Regions from separate parts of the Homo sapiens genome. Here regions 1, 3, 4 and 5 are each linked to region 2. Evidence: chromatin contacts called from ENCODE Hi-C or POLR2A ChIA-PET data. All regions are on one chromosome and are shown on one strand. Each heading gives the region's core, a stretch centred on a gene start or an enhancer-like site at or near the end of the contact. The rest is flanking DNA. Distances are from core to core; before and after follow the strand shown. Region 1 holds the start of MAP3K14-AS1 (MAP3K14 antisense RNA 1). Region 2 holds the start of ASB16-AS1 (ASB16 antisense RNA 1). Region 3 holds the start of NBR1 (NBR1 autophagy cargo receptor). Region 4 holds the start of RPL27 (ribosomal protein L27). Region 5 holds the start of MAP3K14 (mitogen-activated protein kinase kinase kinase 14).

Region 1 (2,749 bases), core at 118-2,617, 1.1 Mb before region 2:
AAGTTGCCCTGGGCAATGTGGGTATCCAGCTGAGTCCACAGGAGACGTTCGAGGCTCTGCGGCAGGCAGACTTGGATGGTGGGTGCCCCAACCCTGTCTTCTTGTCCCCTCCCACCTCCAGGCATTCTTTTAAAGAATGCCTCCCCTTCCCACAAAATCCTGGCCTGGTCCTATTTTAAAGTTCCCTCTTCCAGGAAGCCTGCCCTGACCAACACACCTATCTCATGGCCTGTAAACGTTGCTGCTGTGTTCATCCTAATCCTGATTTGGGAACCCCCAAGGCATGGGCCGTTTCTCCCCCATTGAAACTGGGGTCTGCCCTTGGCTAGAGGCAGGACTAGATTCTCTAACACCTGGAACTGCCAGCAGGCATGTGCAAGGCAGGCCTTCTGCAGGGGGCAGGCACCCACAGCACCCCCTCTCCTCTCTCCCCAGGTGATGGAATCGTAAGCTTCATTGACTTCCTGGGTGTCTTCGATGACAACCACCGCTTGGCTCAGTGCATGGGTGAGGGGCAAGGCTGGTGGAGGAGGGGTGGGCCTGGCTTAGGGGGTGCCCCCTCCTCACCCTCCTTCACCTTTTTTGCCCCCAAGCCGGGTGAGGAACAGCCAGCTCTGTACCCCCAGGGACTGCAGACCCTGTTCTTGGAAATGCTGTTCAAGCTGCTGGGCCGGGGCTTTGTGCCCTCCAAGTTGGCACGGGGGGTGATGAGGTGGGCACAACCATACCAGCTCCTGGGCCCACAATGGGAGGAGCAAACCCTGCCCCCCGCAGGGACCCCTGATATTCCTGCCCTAGAGACGGGAGCCCTGAATTCTGAGTCTGTTTCCTGGGCCCCAAGTCGCCCCAGGACAAAGACAAAGCAGCGGCTTCCGGCCCTGCTTTGGCTTCCGCACCTGTGAGACAGAGAGGGCTGGGAGTGTCTGAGGCGGCCGCCCCGCCTCTCTTCTCCAAGCTACTACTTCAAGAAGCAGCGGGCTCTGCGGCTCAGCCCAGGCTGCGGGGGTTGGGGGGCGCTCCCACGCGGGGCTCGCCTTCTGCCACGCGGCGCGCATCAGCGACCTCTCCAACTAGGAGCTGGCGCGCTCGCTGCACAAACTGCACGAAGTAGGTGCGTCCCCGACGGGGCGGGGGGCGCCGGGACCCGCGGGAGGGACCTCTCCCGGCCACTTACAACCCCCGCCCTCGCCTCCGACCCCCAGGACCCGTTCTGAGGACCGTCTCCTCCTCCACCTCCTCCCAGGCACCCGCCCCAGGTGCGCGCAGCCCGTACTCTCAGATTCCTAACCTGGAGGGGTTGGCGCTCCCGGAACGCAGGACACGAAGCCCAGCCCCGGGCCCCGGCTTCCGCCTGATCCAGCCCTACTAGCCCGGCCGCCCCAAGATCCCGCCCAGCCCGGGGCGTGTCTCGGCCTAGGTGAGAGCCGGCGGGCGGGGGAGGGACACGCAGTGAGGGGCGGGACAAGTGCCCGGAGGACAGACAGATGGGGCGACACTGGCTGGTGGAGGGGAGGGGCAGGCGAGGAGCGGGGGCAGGCCCGGAAGAAATGGGGACCCGGCAGGCGGTGACGGAGGCGGCACGCGCGGAGATGTAAGGCGAGGTCACTTATGGCGTCACTAAGTACTGGGTAGGGCGAAAGGAAAAGGGGCCAGATGCCCGGGTGGGAGGCAGGACTGGCGCAAATGGGGCGGGGCAGCCGGAAGGAGAACTGCTGCGGGGCTGGCCCGGCGTGTCTAACCCCAGCTGCCCGCTCGCCCCCTCCGGCCTCCCGCAGGGATACTGGGCCAGCCACGAAAGCCTCCGCCCCCTCGAAGCGGGCTCCCTCGCCGCCAACTCTAGTGAAGAAGCAGCCCTTCTCCCCGGCGCCCGCTGGTTTGCAGAGGCCTGCTATGAAGAGCTTGTGCAAGTAAAGCGTTTGCTGAGCGGAAACAGGCTGCGGGTGGCTGCGGCAGGCATGGAGCCGACGCGGATCTTTTGCAAACATCTTTATTAATCTCATATAAAAATAAGGTCCATGGACGGTCCTCGGGGCTGGGGCTTGCGGGGGCGAGGTGCACTTTATAAGTTACAGGCCAGGCTCCTGCTGAGGCTAAGTATGGCTATTTGGAGGGGGCTTTAGGGTGGGTGCTGCAAGCAGCATTTGGGGGAAGGGGCGGGCGATGCTGCCCTCTGTGGCCAAGAGGAGGATGCACCAGCCCGTTTGAGGCGGGCCACAGCGGAGGAGGGGCTGCCCGGCCAGCCGAGCTGAGGACCACCTTCCTTGAGCCTCAGCCTGTCCACGGCCCCACACCCCTGCAGAATCCACCTGCAGAAATAGCGGCTACAGCGAGAGGTCGGAGGTGACCTGCAGTGGGGGGCCCGGGGGACGCCGACGGGCACTGCGGCGGCCTGTGTCTGCGCGGATGTAGGGCTGGTTCCGCAGATCTGGCAGCCGAAGGAGACACATTTACCATTCAGGAGTCCGCCCAGAGCTGGGAGCATGGCTCCAGGGCACAAAGCTTAGCCTCCTAAGGACTCAGATTGTGTGCACATGGCAGGGGTACCGTTTATGTTTGCCAGACCCCTCCACCCCACAAATCACATCCCAGCCATCCACTGGCCCAGGAGAAGGCAGCATGCCTCAGTTCTCCCAAGGGTCCCAGGGGCTGTGGGCAGCGTGGTATCAGAGGCCAGGTCATCTGGGTACCTGAGGGGCTAGAGGGGCATCTCTTCTCCCAGGCTGGCCTCACAGAGGAGCCGGGATGTCCG
Region 2 (2,700 bases), core at 133-2,632:
CACAGCTGTCCCTGGGCAAATCCAGTCTGGTGATTACCATTATCAGACTATTCTCACAGCACCTATAAAACTTCATTATACTTATGTACCTGTCCATCTTTCTATTAGACTCCTGGTAGACAAGGATCGTATGTATTTCTCTTGGTACTGAAGTGTCCAATATAATGCCCCAGTAGTTGCTCAAAGAATTATCTGTGGAACACATCAACATCCTTATTTAATATACCGGCCCTGGAGTTAGAAAAACAACTAATTATAACCCCAGTCTTGCGTCTTACTAGCTATAACACCTCAGACAACTTTCTCAGAGCCTCAGCTTTCTCATCAGTAAAATGGGGTTAAAAACAGTACCTACCTCATGAGGTTGTTTTGAAGATGACGTGAAATCATCGAAGCAAAATACTTGGCACAGTGCCTGGCACACTGCAAATTGCAATTGCTTAATAACGGTAGTAATTATTTATCACAACCACAACTAACCCCTGATGGTAAGAAGGTTAATGTTATTAACCATGATTTACAGGAAAAGAAACTGCGGCAAAGAAAGACGAAAACGATTGGCACAGACACAGGGAACTCTCGTGGGGAGGGGCCCGGCAGGACCCCAGGTGTCCGGCCTCAGGGGTCTTTGCTCTGTCCCTCAGCCTGTGATCTACCCTGTCCGTACCGTGACCGCACGGTGAGGAGGGGTCCCGCACCCTTTTTCTGAGGCGAAGGTTCCGCTTTTGGATGGTCCTATTCCCTCGGCGTTGGACTGGGGTCCATGGGCCCACCCGAACCGAAGGGCTGCCTGGCCCCAGCCTCCGTGATAAGACCAGTTGTCCCGGCCAGTGAGGAGTAGGGTCGGCTAAGGGGGTCACAAACCGTCCACACCCCTCAAACTTCGGGGCGGGGCTGGGGAACTGGGGGCGGGGCTTCAGGACGCGAGGAGTCATGGGAAATTAAAGGGGGATTGGACCGGCACTGTGCCTGGATGGGGAAGTCCTCACCTGAAAAGACCAGACTAAATGTTTTGACCTCGCCAGGACGGCCCCTGGACTCGTCTTTCCGTAGGGGTCGGGAAAAGGGCTGGCAATCTGCGATTCTGTTCAGGGTCCGGTCTCTTCCGGCTTCTCCCGGAAGCTGTTATACCAGGGACAGGAAGTCCCGCCTCCGCGCCTTGCACTGATGACGCGAAGCTGCGTAAGACGGGCTGACGTAAAAGGTATTCTTTAAATAAAAGGGACAGGTTTCTCAGCGGAAGGAGGGGTGGAGTCATTGTTGGCGGGATTGCGGCCCTCCCAGAGCGGGGCCACGCCTGGTGGGCGGGGCCTTAGGCAATCCAGGGTGAGAGGCGGGGCCAGGGGGGAGGAGTTAGCGCGGAGGTACTTGGGAAAGGGGCGTGGCTTCGCGACTGCGGAAGGTTGCCCGGGCTGGCGCCGCTGGGCAGAGCCGGTGCGACGTTTCCCTTTCCAGCTTTGTTCTTCCGGCCCTGCTGTCTGCCTCCCCGGCTGATTGGATTCGTTACTGCTTTGCAACGCGCACCTAACTCCAGGTTAGCGGGGATTAGTAAGAACTCAGCTCTGGGCCAGTCGGGAAGACAGATAAGGAGACCAGTTAGTCAGCATCCAGTGCTTGAAGAGTGCGGCCCCAGGTAGTGTGGGACCCGGAGAAAGAAGGCGGGAAAGCATTTCAAAGAAGGCACAGATTCGGCGCAGGCTTAGGACACAAAAAGGGGGAAAAGTCCAGCTTTCAAGAACTTATCCAGATTTTTGCAGTTAAAATTTTTTCTTTTTTGAGACGGGAGTTCCGCTCTTGTTGCCCAGGCTGGAGTGCAATGGCGCGATCTCGGCTCACTGCAACCTCCGCCCCCCCGGGTTCAAGCGATTCTTTTGCCTCAGCCTGCCGAGTAGCTGGGATTACAGGCATGCGCCACCACGCCCCGCTAATTTTGTATTTTAGTAGAGACAGGGTTTCTCCATGTTGGTCAGGCTGGTCTCGAACTCCCGACCTCAGGTGATCCGCCCCCGTCTCGGCCTCCCAAAGTGCTGGCATTACAGGCGTGAGCTACCGCGCTCGGCCGCAATTAAAATTTTTTCTAAAAACTTACTGTGGCCGGGGGGAGTGGCTTACTCTTGTAATCCCACCGCTTTGGGAGGCAGAGGTGGGAGGATCGCTTGAGCTCAGGAGTTCGAGGCTGCAGTGAGCTATGATCTGAGCCACTGCATTGCACCCGACAGGGAGGCCTTGTCTCCAAAAAAAAAAAAAAAAGCGCTGGAGTTTGGGGTTTTGGAGAACTACTGATTAAAGGATAAATAATCCAGACAGGGGCAAACATAAGCAAAAAGCTCGGTGGCTTCTACCAACTGAACACTGGCAGAAGTAGCACTTAGATCAAGAAATAGATAATTAGGACTGGCGCGGTGGCTCACGCCTGTAATCCCAACACGTTAGGAGGCTAAGGCAGGCGGATCACAAGGTCAGGAGTTCAAGACCAGCCTGGGTAACATGGTGAAATCCCGTCTCTACTAAAAATACAAAAATTAGCCGGGCGTGGTGGCGCACGCCTGTAATCCTGGCTACTCAGAAGGCTGAGGCAGGAGAATGGCTTGAACCTGGGAGGCGGAGGTTGCAGTGAGCTGAGATGGAGCCACTGCACGCCAGCTGGGGTGACAGAGCGAGACTCTGTCTCAGGAAAAAAAAAAAAAAGAAAGAATTACC
Region 3 (2,700 bases), core at 34-2,533, 1.0 Mb after region 2:
AAGTGGGTATTCTGAAATATCACTTTCCAACTTCAAGAAACACACTTCCCTACTTGTGAAGGAAATGAATCTTCCTCTCTTTTTCTCAAATTACACAATTGGAAATTTAGATACTCTGGAGCTCCTCCAGCTGGTGGGCCAACTAAGAGAAAACAGGAAGTGGGAGATTCTAGCTTGGCTGGACCATATCCAGGTCTTCATAAGGAACTCTCTTTGGCTGACATGTAAAAAAATTCTTTCAGCAGGAGCATTAATCTTAAACGTGTGTAAACACCAAAGCTATGGTTAACCCTATCTGCCCCTTAGGTCTACAGCCAGTAGAGTCAGATAGCTGGGTCTTAGGCCTTCAGCTTTCATAACTGGCATTATTGTAAGTCCATGCCACTGACTCACCTTTGCTTGGCACAAGTTAGCTTTTCCTCCACGTCGATTTTTTTTTCAGCCTCAACAAAATCCCTTTAATGAAACAGACCTGGCAACCTGAGCTTTGATTACTGTCTCCACCAGAGGCCTTTACAAGCCAAGTTATCCAGGCTTTAAAATGTGTGACCTGAGGCCGGGAGCGGTGGCTTATACCTGTAATCCCAGCACTTTGGGAGGCCAAGGCACGAGGATCGCTTGAGCTCAGCAGTTCAAGCCCAGCCTGGGTTGGTCTTTGAGAAAGCAAGACTCTGTCTCAAAAAAGTGTGGCCTGAAAGCTGAGTGTTTGACAAAAAGGAAAAACAGTGCCTTTCCAAAACCGAAGGTCCCTAACCAAGGAGATCTCTTTAAGGTCTCGAAAAAACGAGGATGGGATGAGAAGGATGTGTAAGTAGTGTCATTTTTTTACTTGCAGAGTTCATCCTAGTCTTCCAGTTTTCGTTTCCTAGCACTCCATGTTCCCAAGACAGTGTCACTACCCCGAGGGCTCTCTCATTTTCTTTGCCTAGGCCCTCATTCCACTGGGGAGTCGTGGCCTTCCATCAGTAGAAGCCGGATGTTCTGACCCACAGACTCTCCAACTCTCCGGCGCTTCTCGCCAACTCGGTCCCTCTGAACATGAAGGGCTCTCTCATCCTGTCACTAAAAAGATTAGCTGTCCCGAAACACGGAAAAAGTCGCCCCTCTTCTTTGCAGGATTCCTCCCTTGAACTTCCCCAAACCCTCTTAGCGTGACGTGACCCCACCCCTAGGTAACCGCAGCTGCTTCCTTACCAGCTTCCCGCCCCCGGGGGGCGCCTGCCGGAGGCCAATGCAAGGACCGTCCGCTACCGGCTCTGCCGCTATCCCTGTGGGGTGAATCTAACATGGCGGATAAAGACAGTAACTAGTCCCCTGTTTCTCCGAGTGTTCGCCAAGATGATTGGCTCTCACCACTTGTCCCTCAAAACGACCACGCCATTGATTGGTGGAGATTGCGTCGATGGGGCGGGGCAGAAGCAACCTGAACCCGAACAACAATAACAAACATTGAGGCTGAGGGGCGGAACTAGGAGTGCGCAGATGTGGGCCAGAGCGGATTTCCCCTTCCCCAGGCAAATTCGGCGCCCACTGCGTCCCCGCAGGCCACTGACCTTAGAGGACTACTTGCCCGAGACTCGTGGGGCTGGATGGGAATCGTAGTCTTCCTAGGAGTTGTAGGTATCTTTTTTTGGCCTAGTCTCTGCTCTCAAGATAGGAGAACATAACAACACTCCAATCCATTACTGTTGACATGTATAAGCCCGCGGAGGTCTCCAATCTATCCACTGGATTTCCGTGAGAATTGTGCCCGCTTTGGTATTGGATGTTCCTCTCCATAAGACTACAGTTTCCAAGGAACAGTGTGGCCAAGGCCTTTCGTTCCGCAATGCATGTTGGAAATAGTAGTTCTTTCCCTCCACCTCCCAACAATCCTTTTATTTACCTAAACTGGAGACCTCCATTAGGGCGGAAAGAGTGGGGTAATGGGACCTCTTCTTAAGACTGCTTTGGACACTATCTTACGCTGATATTCAGGCCTCAGGTGGCGATTCTGACCTTGGTACAGCAATTACTGTGACGTAATAAGCCGCAACTGGAAGCGTAGAGGCGAGAGGGCGGGCGCTTTACGGCGAACTCAGGTAGAATTCTTCCTTTTCCGTCTCTTTCTTTTTATGTCACCAGGGGAGGACTGGGTGGCCAACCCAGAGCCCCGAGAGATGCTAGGCTCTTTCTGTCCCGCCCTTCCTCTGACTGTGTCTTGATTTCCTATTCTGAGAGGCTATTGCTCAGCGGTTTCCGTGGCAACAGTAAAGCGTGGGAATTACAGATAAATTAAAACTGTGGAACCCCTTTCCTCGGCTGCCGCCAAGGTGTTCGGTCCTTCCGAGGAAGCTAAGGCCGCGTTGGGGTGAGACCCTCACTTCATCCGGTGAGTAGCACCGCGTCCGGCAGCCCCAGCCCCACACTCGCCCGCGCTATGGCCTCCGTCTCCCAGCTTGCCTGCATCTACTCTGCCCTCATTCTGCAGGACTATGAGGTGACCTTTACGGAGGATAAGATCAATGCCCTTATTAAAGCAGCCAGTGTAAATATTGAAACTTTTTGGCCTGGCTTGTTTGCAAAGGTCCTGGCCAACGTCAACATTGGGAGCCACATCTGCAGTGTAGAGGGGGGGAAAAAAACGTGACTGCGCGTCGTGAGCTCGCTGAGACGTTCTGGACGGGGGACAGGCCGTGGGGTTTCTCAGATAACTGGGCC
Region 4 (2,700 bases), core at 177-2,676, 1.2 Mb after region 2:
ACCCTCAGGTCTCCAAGATCCACCATTATAAAGAGAAAAATCACAGAAAGCTATGAGAAATGACCAAAGAGAAACAGAACAGTGTTTATCTCCATCAGGAAGCATCTGGAACGGCTTACTAGAGGTAAGAGATTTAAAAGTAGCAACAGTTAACATTTAAGAAGTACTTGCTATATGCCAAGCACTGCTCACAGGACTTGGTATCTATTCACTTGCTCCACTGCTAGTGAAGTGTACAGCCAAGGTTAAGACACCACAGCCTAACTCCAGAGATCAGTCTCAGGAGATGGGAGAGGGGAATCCAGGGGTACTCCAGTGTCCCCACAACAACAAAACGCAGTGGTGTATGTGGCCAGAGCCTAGGGAACTCTCTCAAGAAGCTACAAAATCATGGATAAGAGGAAAACAGTGAGGGGCTATGTGACCTTTCTAAAAGCAATTTCCTCCTCTTCTTACAGATTCCCAGCTGCAGCACTTCAGGTAAATAACAGAACACCTCCAAACCTTAGCAACAGGAAGGAACCCCCTATAGCTGGGGATGGTGGCACGCACCTGTAGTCCCAGCCACTCGAGAGGCTGAGATGGGAGACTCGCTTGAGCCCGGGAGGTCGAGGCTGCAGTGATCACGCCACTGCACTTAGCCTGGACAGAGATCCCGTCTCAAAAAAAAAAAAAAGAAAAGAAAAGAAAAGGAATCCCCTATGATTACTTCAAGGACTGCACATGACAATACCTGAAAGGCAGTGGGAGCACATAGCAAGCGTGCAATGTCAGCCACTATTACTATATATTTAAAGCCTCTGGTGGAGAAGGCTTTATGCGTTGGGAGCCCAATTCAGCTCACATTTGCTTTTACTGTGCTTCTTCCTCTCTCAAAAACTCTCCCACGTTCACCCTGACCGTGCTCACTGGCTACTGCCCCAGAAACAGGCCTTGAATTCCAAGCCTGCCCGCCCCGCCGCAGCCAGCCTGGTCCCGGCATGCAAGGACGCAGAGTCCCGCGAGGCTGATACCTTCACGATGACAGCTTTGCGTCCGGAGTAGCGTCCAGCCAGGACAAGCACCACCTTCCCAGGTTTCATGAACTTGCCCATTTCTGCAGAGAGCAAGGAGAAAGGGCCACTTAAAAATCCGTAAAGCCAAAGATGCCCAGAGCTGACTCCTGCCAGCAAGCCCAGGTCTTGGGCCGGAACTTCAGACTGTGTTCACTGTCGCCTTGGTCAAGGCCGCCCGAGGGCCCTGCTCGCAGGACAGGATCGGATACGTAGCCGCCAGAGACCTAGGGAAGGAATGCACCCGGCGCCGCCCGGACCTTCGACCCCCAAGCCGCGGATGGCAGCGGATTGAAAGATTCAACCCAAGCTTCTACTTACCGGCAGCAACCACCCGGCCCTACCAGCAAAAAGGAAAGAAGGACACTTCCGCTAACCTTTCACCCCGGTGAGGAGTGACCTCACTTCCTGTCCCGCCCTTCAGGCTTTGCCACGCTGATTGTGTGGTGCTGAGTCTCGTGTTGCGGGCGGAAGAAGCTCATGAGGGAAACGCAGGGCGCGGCAGCTCAAGTATTCGAATGAAACTTTATTAGCAGCTCCAGCAGTAGACAAGAGCAAAGGAGACTCCTCCCGGCCGACGGAAGAGCTGGGAGGGCGACTGTGCTGTGCGCTCTGGACTCAGCAGCTAGGCTTTGTTGTAGTTCCTTTCTCTGGCGCTAGGAGGGGGAACACAATCTGAAATTTACTTTTTCTCTTGGGAGACACAGGGAAAAAAATAGGGCATTTATTGGTGCCTGTCGGGGGCACTGTTAGCTAAAGAGGGAGGGACAAAGATCAGTAAGGGTGGCTGGTCCGATAGTAGTGGGTTATCAGAACTTATCAACGTTAGGGTCACTAAAGTTGGTATACAACCCCCCACTGCTAAATTTGGTTTTAAAAAAACAAACAAAAAGGATATTTACCCCCAACAGTTAAAGTCTAGTGGTGTCACTGACATTACCAACTAGAATAAGCATGAGGGAGGTAGAGGAGAAGAATGGCAGCTGCTTACCCTGTGCCAGGTCAGGTTAATCTATTTATGCACATCATCTGATTTGGTCATCATAACACTAAGAAATAGATACTATTATCTCCATTCTAGAGTCGAGGAAACTGGCTTAGAGAGATTTGCCCGAAGTCTATAGTGGTTAAATAGTGGAGCTGGGGCTCAGCCTCAAGCAGTTCAACTCCTGAACCCATACTGTTTACCATGTCACCATCCTGAGCAGCGATTCTCTCCCAGGCAAGATGTGAGCACTTTATACAAGCCGGCAGCCTGTTTAATCCTCACAACTCTGCATCTTGGGCATTCTCCTCCCATTTAGACATGAGGAAATTGCAATTCAGAGAGGATAAATTGCTTGTCTGAGGTTAATCCTAATCAGTGGCATAGATGGGATTCAAATCTAGGTCTGAATCTAGGTCTAGTTGGCTCTCAAACTGAATTATTTCCCATCACTCACCAGAAGAGTGTTTTCACATGGTACCTTATGTGCTTTCCGAGTTTAAGGGAAAGATAAACTATCTCACAGTTTTTGCTTATCTGAACCTATAGGATTTGTCTTGGGCAAGATGTGGAACAACCAGGATTTCATCAGTTCTCTCCTGAAGCTCTCCAGTGATACAATTTTCCCTGTATCCCTCAGGATCCCATTGCAATGGCTTTTGT
Region 5 (2,736 bases), core at 27-2,526, 1.1 Mb before region 2:
AAAAAAAGTTTGGATTTTTTTTTTAAAGGACTGCCTCACTCTGTTACCCAGGCTGGAGTGCAGTGGCACGATCATGGCTCACTGTAACCTCAGACTCTCAGCCTCCCCTCTAGCTGGGACTGCAAGTGCAAACTACCACGCCTGGCTATTCTTTTATTTTTTTGCAAGGACGAGGTCCTTGCTATATTGCCCAGGATGTTCTCCAACTCCTGGCCTCAAGCGATCCTCCTGCCTTTGCCTCCCAAAAGCGCTGGGATTACAGGAGTGAGCCACCGTGCCTGGCCTGGAATTTATTACAAATAAAATACAAGCTCAGTGTGGAAACACTAGATAATACAGAGGGGCAAAAGTTAGAAAAAGTTTCTATACCTTCCCTACTCCCCACCCCCGACCCCCATTCAGAAAGAAGCACTGTTGACACTTCAATGCATATTCTGAACTCCAGGTCCTTTCTTTGCATACATCAAGCTCTCATCCTCTTGCTGGCTCTGTGGTCTGCAAACCCAGAGAGCAGATGCTTTGCTCAGCGCTCGTACCACGCCACGCACCCACATGCTCTCTTTGTACCTGGGTTTCAACCCACAGGTCGGGCCCCTGTAAGCCCTTGGCTCCCCAAGCTTCTCGAGGGCAGGCACTGTAACCTTCTTTACTCATTCCAGGGATTCTACAGGACCAGGCACACGGTAAGAGCTCAATAAAAACGTCTCTACCCCCACCACCTCCCGCCTCAGCCGCCACCGCTTGGCAGCAGAGAGGAAGCGGAACGCGCGCGACCCACGAGGGAGAGCGCCTCGCTGTCTCCAAGGTAACCGAAGTCAGTGGCAGGGAGTGCCCACGCATGCGCACACTCGCCCTTCCTTCCCGTAACCTCGAGAACGCAGCTGGTAAGACTGCCAGAAGCCGAGGGCGCATGTGTGGTTCCACCAACACCCTAGTCGCCTCCGCCTTCTGTCAGTCCGCCCGCCCAGCGATCTCCCTTCTACAAACATCGTCCGGAAATAGTGCCCATTTCTGGAAACCAGGCCTCGTTAACCAATCGTTGCTAGGGAGCGGGAAGACGGGCTTGCCGGGACGACCGTCTCATTGGTTGGCGTAGGGGAGTGGGCGGGGCCACGGGTCGCGGTGCGGCCAAAGAAAGGAGGCGCGAAGCGAGGCAAAGTTACAGCCTCCGGGGGAGGCGTGGCCCCGGGGGCGGCCGAGAAGGCGAGGGGGCGGAGCCCGGGACCGGGGCGGGGCGACCACGGGCCGGGAGCTCAGCGGTCGGCGGCCGGCGGCGGGAGATCGCGGGCGAGCGGAGCGCAACACTCGCTTGGTTGGGGAGATCGGCGCTTGGCCGGTAGGTGACGGGGCGGGACCCTGGGGCCCGGTGCGAGGCGACCAGGGAGCGGCTGGGATGGATCGCCTCTCAGCCCCGGGCTGGGCTGCGGCCTGGCCCCTCGCCCCGGAGCAGTGGGGTCGGCGGCCAGGCCAGCGCAGTCCGACGTACCCCGTCCAACCCACTCGCAGCGGTCCGCGGGCGCGCCCTCGCACGCGCTGCCGGTGCCGCGCTCGCCCCGGGCCTCCAGGCCGCGCACTCCTGCTGGCCACACGCTGGCTCCGAGCGCGCGCAGGGGCCGCCTGCTTCCCCTTCACTAGTGCCCCGCGCCGCCGCCAGGCCCGCCCGCCTGCTCTGCGCCCCAGTGCCCCCAGGATGGAGCTCGCCTGCCGCGGGGCGGACGTGTCTCCTGCAGGAGTGCGCCCTGGCATCTGCCCTGGCGTGAAACCCTCCCGGCCTTTCATGGGAAGTTCTCAGGTCACACCTCAAGGCGGGGAGCAGGAGCTAAGCCTGTCCTCAGCATGCAGCGGGGCAGTGCTGGCCGCCCGCAGCATCCTCCCTCCGCCCTCGGACCCCAGTCCTCCTCTGTAATTCTTCTGGGCTCTCCAACTCGGGACTTTATCTGTCGGTTCAAATATAACATTCCCATCTTGGAAACCCATCGTGGCCCTGGCATCTTGCAGCCACTGGGCACCAGGCAGAGAGGGGCCACTTGTACGTACGTTTCCCACCTGCCCGGGAGCCTCCTTAGTGCTGGGTAGCTTCAGAAAAAGTGTTTCCTTCCTAGTCGAGGTTAAAAAGTTGCTCTCGGCCCTAAAGGGTGGACTGGAGGTATGAATGAGGGAGAGGATAAGTGGTGAAAAGGTACATACATCAGCAAAGTAAATGGTAAAACTACTTTTGATCGCTGGAGACAATGAACACCAATGACTTAATTAAGGACTTTAAAAGCACATGAAATTAAATGATTAGAGTGAGGTCATGATATAAAATAGGAGTCTGGAGTTTATTCCAAGAAAAATGTTGGAAACCCCTTGACTAGAAACATGGTCTTTCTGAAAGATTAGAAGGAGACAGTATCTTAACATTAGTGATGTGTTTTTTGCTTAGTGTCTTCATACCTGTGAGCTCCGTTTTCCTTCAGATGGCTGTGTGGTAAGACAGATTGTAGTGTCTTGTTTTATGGGCGAGGCACCTGAGGCAGGTGTGTATGAGGGAGTGGGGGTGGTATATATCTTGCCTGATGCCTCATAGCTGGGACTAAGGATGGGTCTTTCCCAGAATCCTAGATCAGGACCACATTATAGAACTGAGATGCAGAAAGGAGGGAGAAGTTTTTGGTGTGGTTTTTATGCTCTTAATGTGAGAGGACACTTAAAAAGTGCTTGCCTTACTTTGGTTGTGTTTGGATTTACTCTTGG

Evidence for each region. A loop is a pair of places that touch in the nucleus more often than their neighbours do. ChIA-PET counts read pairs that join two places held with the same protein, here RNA polymerase II (POLR2A). Pooled maps may share reads with other maps.
Region 1: a loop to region 2 is called in a pooled map, with 11 times the contacts of the local background. The contact joins the promoter of MAP3K14-AS1 here to the promoter of ASB16-AS1 in region 2. A Hi-C loop is called at or near these places in 1 of 37 single-sample maps with no recorded cell type and 6 of 50 pooled maps. POLR2A ChIA-PET finds 5 or more read pairs at or near these places in 1 of 52 experiments (GM12878).
Region 3: a pooled map shows a loop between it and region 2 (17-fold over the local background). The contact joins the promoter of NBR1 here to the promoter of ASB16-AS1 in region 2. A Hi-C loop is called at or near these places in 1 of 168 maps with a recorded cell type or tissue (naive thymus-derived CD4-positive, alpha-beta T cell), 1 of 37 single-sample maps with no recorded cell type and 10 of 50 pooled maps.
Region 4: a pooled map shows a loop between it and region 2 (14-fold over the local background). The contact joins the promoter of RPL27 here to the promoter of ASB16-AS1 in region 2. A Hi-C loop is called at or near these places in 8 of 50 pooled maps. POLR2A ChIA-PET finds 5 or more read pairs at or near these places in 2 of 52 experiments (CD8-positive, alpha-beta memory T cell and activated CD4-positive, alpha-beta T cell).
Region 5: a loop to region 2 is called in a pooled map, with 8 times the contacts of the local background. The contact joins the promoter of MAP3K14 here to the promoter of ASB16-AS1 in region 2. A Hi-C loop is called at or near these places in 6 of 50 pooled maps. POLR2A ChIA-PET finds 5 or more read pairs at or near these places in 2 of 52 experiments (activated CD4-positive, alpha-beta T cell and activated naive CD4-positive, alpha-beta T cell).

The regions. Positions count from the first base shown.
Region 1 is chr17:45,246,543-45,249,291 of GRCh38, reverse strand. MAP3K14-AS1 (MAP3K14 antisense RNA 1) reads right to left here and starts at 1,367. Exons shown (of 4, transcript NR_110326.1): 1 at 1,289-1,367. FMNL1 (formin like 1) reads right to left here. Exons shown (of 27, transcript NM_005892.4): 26 at 2,688-2,749; 27 at 1,974-2,425. The coding sequence ends at 2,696. It also overlaps the pseudogene EFCAB15P. RefSeq lists enhancers at 520-569, 1,820-1,889 and a silencer at 980-1,709.
Region 2 is chr17:44,185,399-44,188,098 of GRCh38, reverse strand. It overlaps ASB16-AS1 (ASB16 antisense RNA 1), which reads left to right and starts at 1,382. Exons shown (of 3, transcript NR_049730.1): 1 at 1,382-1,534. TMUB2 (transmembrane and ubiquitin like domain containing 2) reads right to left here and starts at 1,127. Exons shown (of 4, transcript NM_001076674.3): 1 at 990-1,127; 2 at 356-423. The coding sequence starts at 390. RefSeq lists an enhancer at 1,269-1,803.
Region 3 is chr17:43,169,797-43,172,496 of GRCh38, reverse strand. NBR1 (NBR1 autophagy cargo receptor) reads right to left here and starts at 1,283. Exons shown (of 21, transcript NM_005899.5): 1 at 1,195-1,283. LOC101929767 (a long non-coding RNA gene) reads left to right here and starts at 2,094. Exons shown (of 2, transcript NR_110868.1): 1 at 2,094-2,371. LOC124900391 (a long non-coding RNA gene) reads left to right here and starts at 1,533. Exons shown (of 2, transcript XR_007065760.1): 1 at 1,533-2,081. It also overlaps a transcript of BRCA1 not described here and the pseudogene BRCA1P1. RefSeq lists enhancers at 1,143-1,252, 1,573-1,682, 1,933-1,982, 2,253-2,462.
Region 4 is chr17:42,997,145-42,999,844 of GRCh38, reverse strand. It overlaps RPL27 (ribosomal protein L27), which reads right to left and starts at 1,426. Exons shown (of 5, transcript NM_000988.5): 1 at 1,374-1,426; 2 at 1,014-1,096. The coding sequence starts at 1,094. It overlaps LOC124904006 (a long non-coding RNA gene), which reads left to right. Exons shown (of 2, transcript XR_007065759.1): 1 at 1-124; 2 at 459-2,700. RefSeq lists enhancers at 965-1,074, 1,145-1,384, 1,395-1,704, 670-1,869.
Region 5 is chr17:45,315,560-45,318,295 of GRCh38, reverse strand. It overlaps MAP3K14 (mitogen-activated protein kinase kinase kinase 14), which reads left to right and starts at 1,276. Exons shown (of 16, transcript NM_003954.5): 1 at 1,276-1,336.